Linked DNA regions of Homo sapiens: regions 1 and 2 are each linked to region 3. The links are chromatin loops, found by intact Hi-C in ENCODE. Cell type or tissue: ascending aorta. All regions are shown on one strand.

Region 1 (2,500 bases), 310 kb after region 3:
GTGTGGTATTATTCTGCTTTACAGAAGGGCTTTACAAAAGCTTATGGTTTCAAAATTTCCCTGCTTTTGTTTATGGTTCTAACCCTTGCTTGTTTTAGAAATCATTATGCAAAGAACAACTGCATTCTTTTTAATGTCTGCATGGAGGGATTTTTCTGTGAAATGACTGTACAATAATCAGTTCCCTCTGGTTGGACATTTTTGTTATTTCTGGATTATAAATAATATAACGATATAGCCTTAAACACACTTGTTCTCAGATATTTACATATATGGACAAGTGTTTCTGAGGGTAGTCACCAGGAAGGGAAATGATTGGGTCAAAGGACATATACATTTAACTATTTGATAGATGCTGATGGATTGCCTGCAAAAAAAAAAAAAAAAAATCTTCAATTTTAATTACCCCAAAGCATTTGGCAATGCCTATTTCCTGAAACTAACATTGAATATTTTATTAGTTTCCTATTGATGCTGTAACAAATTACCACACATTTACTGGATTAAAACAACACAAATTTACTGTTTTCCAGTTCTGGAGGTCAGAAGTCCAACACAAGTCCCACTGGGCTAAAAGCAAAGAGTGGGCAGGGCTGCATTCCTCTCTGGAGGCTCTAAGAGAGATTCTGCTCCTTGGCCCCTGGCCCCCCTTCCATCTACAAAGCCAGGGATGGCCAATGGAGTGTCTGTGACACCTGGCATGATATCACTCTGACACTGTCTCTTCCTCTATTCCCTTTTCCATTTTTAAAGTCCCTTGTGATTCCGTCAGGTAGGTGCTCCTGGATAATCCAGAGTGCGCTCCCTACCTTCAGGTCAGCTGATTAGCAACCTGCATTCCCTCTGCCTCTAATTTCCCCTTCCTATGTAATATAACATACCCACAGGTTCCGGGGAATAGGATGTGAACATCTTTGGGGGTGCTGTTATTCCACCCACCATGGAGACATTCAACCTTTCTAATTTCTTCCATTCTAAGTGAAAAAAATGGTGTTATGCTCTTTTAAGTTGCATTTCTTGATTGATTTCATTGGTGAGGTTGAACGCCTTTCTATTTGAAGAGGCAAATTTCTGTTATTCTAAGTTGTCCGTTCATACCCTTTGTCTCCTTTGCCACTGGGTTGCTCTTTCTCTCTCTCTTTTTCCAATTGAATTACGAATTTCTTAAGGGCAGAGGCCTCCTCACATTCACCTTTGTGTCCCCAGTCCCTCAAAATATGGCTGGTTCAGAGAAGGGATTCTGTGCCTGTTGGCCCTTCCTTTCTCCCAAATGTCGTCCCTCCCACTCCATTTTCTTGCCATTCTGCTTTGGAAAGAACGTCGGGAGGCTTCCGGCTGAGCAGCCTGAGTTGTGTCTGTGCACAAGAGCGTGTGCTGGGCTGAGACAAAGCGCGTCTGTGATTTGTTCCCAGCCCTGTTGGGACTTCTCTGGCCGCTGGGGCTCTGGCTCAGACTCAGTCCCTTCACTTGGGCGGCCGTTCACCCTACTCGGAGCCTCGGTTTTCTTATCCGTAAAAACAGCGATGGTATCATGCCTGACATTTAAGGGGTGCTGGGAAAGTAACTGAAACAAAAGCATCAATGCTTGGCAAGGGAGCACCCTGGTTGCTGGGCCGCCAGCACTTGCAGTGTTGATCAGAGCAGCAGAGCCCCTGGAAGGGGACTGGAGGCAGCTGCCGGAGGTCCAGGCCTGCCCGGCCAGGCTCTTCCAGGTGGGGCTCCACACCTGCATTCAGGATGGGGAGGATGCTCTGGGTCAGAGGGGAGAGCCGGTCCTTCCCTTCCTCAAGACCCTTCCAGAAGGTCTGCTGGGCCCCAGAATACCAGGCCTCAGGAGGGTCCTTCTCACCACTGGCTGCTACATGTGGAGCCCTGAACCCCCTTGGCTCAAGGGCTGGTGGTGGAAAGAGACCCTCCACCCTGAACTAGTCACATTATCTTGGAGGGACCTCTCTGCCTCCATTTCCCGGCTGGCAATATAGAGAAGGCAGTCCCTACCTGCCTCCTGCTGGGAGGAGTCACTGAACAAGATCAGGGCCGTCAAGCCTGATACCTCAAAAGGGCGATCAATGGCCATTCCTGTCATCATGTTCCCTCCTCCCCTGCCCTCCTTCCCCTGCTGTAAAGCTGCCGGTTCGTAGGCCTGAGCCTGACAGCAGGTCCAGGAGCTGAAGCAGCCCTGCTTCTGCCAGTGACCGGCGACCATGGCAGGTCACAGTGCCCTCGGCCATGGCTCCCTGTTCTGTGACTCAGGCCTTGGGGTGGACAGATTCCCCTCACTCCTTCTCTCCCTGTTTCTCCAGCCAGGCAGAGCTGGCAGCCATGAGGAGACAGCACCTGGGCTGGGAGGGCTGGAGTCCAGCCACCCTCCTCTAATTCATTTCCAAGCTGGCAGCTGCCTTTCCCTCTTGCAGGGACCCTAGACCCAGGACCCTGAGGGCGCTCTCTGTGGGCAGGGCTGTGGCTTTCTGGCAGGGTCCCTAGCGATGCCCCCTCTGCT
Region 2 (2,500 bases), 480 kb after region 3:
CTTTTCTCCTTTGCCCATTCTATTCTAGCTTCACTGGCCTGCTTTGGATTTTTTCAACCTCGTAAGCCACTTCTTTCCCTGATTTTCACATGGCCTTAGAAAGTCTAAATGACATCTCAGAGAGGTTTCCCTGACCACTCATTCTAAAGGAGCCCGACACCTATCACATCACCATATTTTAATTGTCTGCATAACACTTATCTCTGTTGGATATTTTTCTTGTTTATTTGGTATTGTCTGCTCCAACTAGAAGGTCATCAGAAACTTTGCTTTGTTCATTCATGTATTCTCTGCACAATTTGACATGGGTCATTTACAAGATGATTGTATACGTCAGTCCAAGGCATGGGAGAATAGGCTGGAGATGCCGTAGGCTGACACCTTATGTAATACTTCACCAAGACCTGCTGATTTTACCTCCTAAACATTTTTCTATTCCAGGGCTGTCCCTCCATATAAAAGAGATGGAGAAGGCACAAAGCTGTCATCATTTCTTTATTACTTCAACAGTTTCCATCTGGTCTTCCTGCCTTCAGTCTTATTTTCTCCGATCCATTCTCTGCCACAGTTCCTAAAACATAAGTCTGGCATGTCACTCTCCTGTTTAAAACTCTTCAAAGGCTTTCAGTCATTTGCATGATAAAGTCATTAGCCTAACAGTATATTCTGTGTTGTGATAGGTGGTCTCTGTCTCTATGTCCTTCTTGTTTTATTCTCCAAGAATACCCAGCTGCTTGTAGGGCACTGTGAATACTTTGCTTTCCCTGTTTCTGTGTCTTTGCTCATGTGCTCCACTCTGCCTTGGACTGTCTGGCCTTTAGAAGCCATGTGACCTTGGGATATCACTTATTCTTCTGAACCTTAGTTTCCTAATAATCATAATTCTTCACAGGGGCAACGTGAGGGTCAAATGATATCATGTACAGAGAAAAAAGTACAATGCCTGTTGTATAGCATGTGCTCAAAAAATTGCAATTGTATTTTTCAACAATGTTAATGTTGACACTAATACTACTAAACCATAATATAGTGGAGCTAGTGTAAGATTTCTGGTACTTTCTTGGGTTACTTGCCTTGGGAGAAAGTAACCAGATCTGACTAAAAATTTGAACTACCAGCTCTGATTTTCCAGTCCTCCTTCCCTGTCCTTCCTAGAAAACTTGAAATCCACATAATTCTCACCCAAGGATTCTCAAATCTGCAGGGACAAGACAAGCACTTGTTCCTCATTGGGCCCTGGGACCCTCCCCGGCTGTGCTCTCGGGTGAGGGGGTCAGTTGGGATTGTCCAGCATTTCTGTGTCTTGGGAATGGAAATTAAGACTTCGGAGTTTTCCTCCAGTCTTTCTCATAGACTTACTGAACAGCCAGGTTTCAGAGACATGCTGGAGCCCCCTGGTGGTGGCTTCTGGGCACGGTAATAGCCATAACTGCAGGGTGAATGGAACCTGTGAAGTTCAAAGTACTTTGTCACTATGTTATCTTGTTATCACTGCAAGGAGTGTTAGGGATCTACTTGGCATCTTGTGGACTGACATATGAGGGAGGATAATGACATGTTCTAAGCTTCCAGGGTGTGGTGGGGATGATGGGAAAGGGCTTTGGTGCCAGTGGGATGGGTTAGCCTGGAGTGCTCCCCAGGGACAAAAAGCAAGGTTGCTGTACATAATGACAACCTTTGACTGGATCAGAATGAGACCCAGGTGAGCCAGGTCTCCTGGTGATTTTTATCTACTTTCAAGGTTTAGCTGCTCTGAGCTCTGTGAATTTCAAGTAGTCCAACAGTCAGTTTGGCGAATACATTCATTTACTTAGAGACTTAATAAATTAAGCCAATAAATACCTACCATATACTAGGTGTTAAGTGCTGTGGCAAGTGCTGTGGCAAATTCTGAGATGAATCATTGCCCCCACCTTCCACAAACTCACAATCTGGTGGGGATTATGAGACTCATAGACAAATAATTGAATGGAAGAACATTCCATGCTCCTGGATAGGAAGAATCAATATCGTGAAAACGGCCATACTGCCAGAGGTAATTTATAGATTTAATGCCATCCCCATCAAGCTACCAATGACTTTCACCACATAATTGGAAAAAACTACTTTAAAGTTCATATGGAACCAAAAAAGAGCCCGCATTGACGAGACAATCCTAAGCAAAAAGAACAAAGCTGGAGGCATCACACTACCTGACTTCAAACTATACTACAAGGCTACAGTAACCAAAACAGCATGGTACTGTACCAAAACTGAGATATAGACCGATGGAACAGAACAGAGCCCTCAGAAATAATACCACACATCTACAACCATCTCATCTTTGACAAACCTGACAAAAGCAATGGGGAAAGGATTCCCTATTTAATAGATGGTGCTGGGAAAACTGGCTAGCCATATGTAGAAAGCTGAAACTGGATCCCTTCCTTACACCTTGCACAAAAATTAATTCAAGATGGATTAAAGACTTAAATGTTAGACCTAAAACCATAAAAACCCT
Region 3 (2,500 bases):
TTATCCATTTGTCTGTTGAACATTTGATTTGTTTCCCCCTTTTGGCTAATGTGAATAATGCTTCTATGAGCATGGCTGGACCAACGTAGAGTCTTTTTTTTTTTTTTTTTTTAAACTCCACACTGCAACCAGGAGTCTTTTCAAAGCAATATCCTGGTCTTGTCTGGCATTCCCTTGGTCTACCTTGGAGGCATTTATCCAGGTGAGAATTGTGGTTAATGAAGCTCCATAAAACCCACACAAAGGGTCAACCCTGCATTATTTGGTAAAGTGATGGGGTTACCATAACCAGCAGCACAAAGCACAGCACTTAGACCTGTGCCAGAGAGCTTAACTGTACAATGTGGTCCACCTAGCAATGATAAAACAATGACTGATGAAGACTAACTCGACAAAGAATTGTTTGAGAGTCACGCATTCTACCCACTTACCTACTCTGTATTTTATTCTGGCGTTAAACTGGACTGTCAGAAACAAAATGCTTTGGCTTCACTACCCAACCCAACTAGTCTCCCAACACAACCCCATCCCGCTAAGAAAACTGCTATCACTGAGTCATGTTTTTTTGTCATGCCCTCACCTTCCAGCAAGGGTTGCTGTAAGAAACAGCCTCGAGAATACTAAGGCTGCATTTTCTGAGGAACTGTTAAGACATGATCGAACACATTTCTCAATATCATCTATTTGGTATGAGCCAGAAACTACAGAGTTAAGCATTAGGAGAAGTTGTGCCTACTCAGAGACCTGCTGCAAACCAATATATGTTTTCCTCATAAACAATGAGAGTAACGATGTTCTGTGTTTCCTTTTAAATGCTGGAAGCTAGAAAACTCAGAATCAAACTTATGATTCAATTAGAGCAACTGTTTAGGATTATGGTCTGCCTCTCTGGGGTCTATCCCTCCTAAACTGGTTTTGTTAGACCTGATTTTGAGGCTTGATCTTTCATATTTATAAATGTACAATTTTGTTTTATGTTTTTCTTGTAAGTTGCCTAAAACCGTCTGGCAATTGGAGGGGAAATGGAGGGAAGGGATGAAAGGCAGGCCAACTTCATATCTGGAAATGGGGAGCTGGAGCCCAGGGGGATGGAAGGGTACACCAAGGCCACGCAGTAACCAGAGGTGGGGCTGGACCCAGCTGGGCACAGGAGAGTACTCAGTTCAGTGCCAGTGCTGAGCCTTTCTGCACAGCCCCACAAATGGTACTTAACAAATGTGTTTGGATGATAATCTGTCCTTTTTAAAAAGTGTCACTTTTTTAAAAAATGAGGGTAAAATTCAACATTTCTAGAGTAAATTCAACAATTCCAGGATTTAAAAATATCTATATGAGTTCTTTCCGCCCCAGCCCTCGTCTTCCTGGGAAACCATCACTCCTGAAAACATTTCACGGACCAGGTGGCAATTCTGCTCATGACCACCAGGTGGCGATGCAGGACAAGTTGAGCTCCAGCTCTCCCAGGGCAACTAAGGCTGTGGGGCCATTGGGCAGCAAGTTTCCGTCAGGTTAGACTGTTTCTTCCCAGGCTCGTCCAGAAGTTACCCATAAATCAGACGATTTGGTCCCAAATTGTTGACTGAATCAAAACACTCAGTTCCAGGTCAACTTTGTATTAAACACAAGCTGGGCTGCTAAAGACAGCTACCTCTTAGTAAGCCAGAGCTTGGGCAGTGGTGGCTGGAGGGTGGCACCAGCACTGGCTGAGACTTCGGGAGACCACTCAGCCTGTTTGCTCACCTGTGAAACAGGCTTCGCACTAGTTACCCCACAGGGTCATCCTGGGATGACCACACGTATGGGAAAAGTCCTGGCCCATTACAGGTATGCAGTAAAAGTGTATTAATTGTTGTGTAGAAGTTTGGGTGCATCCCACAAGCCCCAAACACTGGTAATGGCCCCGGTGCTGTGCAGGTGGTCCCAGGGAGATGATGCCATCCAGGGCTGCATGTTGTCCAACAGCAGCTGGACCCAGCTCCCTTCCCTCAGGGGCTATGGGATGCTGGAGGGGCCCCTAAGGAGGTGCCCATACAGGAGGCAGGAGAGCGATCACTCCAGGCAAGAGAGACCTGCGGGCCCCTGATCCCTGCCAGCCTGTGACCAACCACAGCCAGCCAGTCCCCGTGATGTCTTCCCCACTGGGATTCCAAAGCTTCTCATGGAGAGGGAAGCCAGGCCTGGTTCAAGTCCCTTCACTGCCACTTGCGTCCCACTCCCCAAAGGTCCTAGCCCCACCGCCTTGAAGCCTGAGGGCGAGGCTTCCTGTCACCTGGTCCTCCAAGAGGGAAATTCAGCTGTGGGGGTCTCTGTTCCCTCCCCACTTCCCAGAATCAAGCCTGGTGGGCTCTCTGCTTACCGTGCACAGCTCTGGGCTCCTCAGGGCACTGTGGAGAGACTGCCCTGCTCAGGGCCTCCCCTAGGGACGTGTGCGGTAGATGCGGGGATCCTGGCCGCCAGGGTTTCTCTTCACAGGGTTCTGTGTGGGAGCCCTCGCTGCCAC

The links. Peaks named below come from ENCODE experiments on the same cell type or tissue, not always from the same donor. Only the 100,000 strongest peaks of a DNase experiment are listed, where the experiment ranks them.
Region 1: it touches region 3 in a loop (2.7-fold over the local background); 5 of 110 quality-filtered maps call a loop at or near these places.
Region 2: a loop joins it to region 3, with 3 times the contacts of the local background. A loop is called at or near these places in 66 of 110 quality-filtered maps.

What each region holds. Positions count from the first base shown.
Region 1 is chr11:11,968,919-11,971,418 of GRCh38, reverse strand. All of the region lies in intron 3 of DKK3 (dickkopf Wnt signaling pathway inhibitor 3), which reads left to right. Among named protein-coding and RNA genes, the nearest start is that of DKK3, 38 kb to the left of the region's middle. RefSeq lists enhancers at 1,058-1,681, 1,682-2,305, 2,306-2,500. In ascending aorta, a CTCF peak has its summit at 1,423; DNase peaks (open chromatin) are centred at 1,408 and 2,408; H3K4me3 peaks cover 593 bases; H3K27ac peaks cover 1,449 bases.
Region 2 is chr11:11,797,904-11,800,403 of GRCh38, reverse strand. No RefSeq gene overlaps it. Among named protein-coding and RNA genes, the nearest start is that of MIR8070, 16 kb to the right of the region's middle. In ascending aorta, a CTCF peak has its summit at 1,404 (motif pointing left); a DNase peak (open chromatin) is centred at 1,393.
Region 3 is chr11:12,280,956-12,283,455 of GRCh38, reverse strand. It overlaps a transcript of MICAL2 not described here. Among named protein-coding and RNA genes, the nearest start is that of PARVA, 95 kb to the left of the region's middle. In ascending aorta, a CTCF peak has its summit at 1,416 (motif pointing right); DNase peaks (open chromatin) are centred at 1,115, 1,445 and 2,195; H3K27ac peaks cover 986 bases.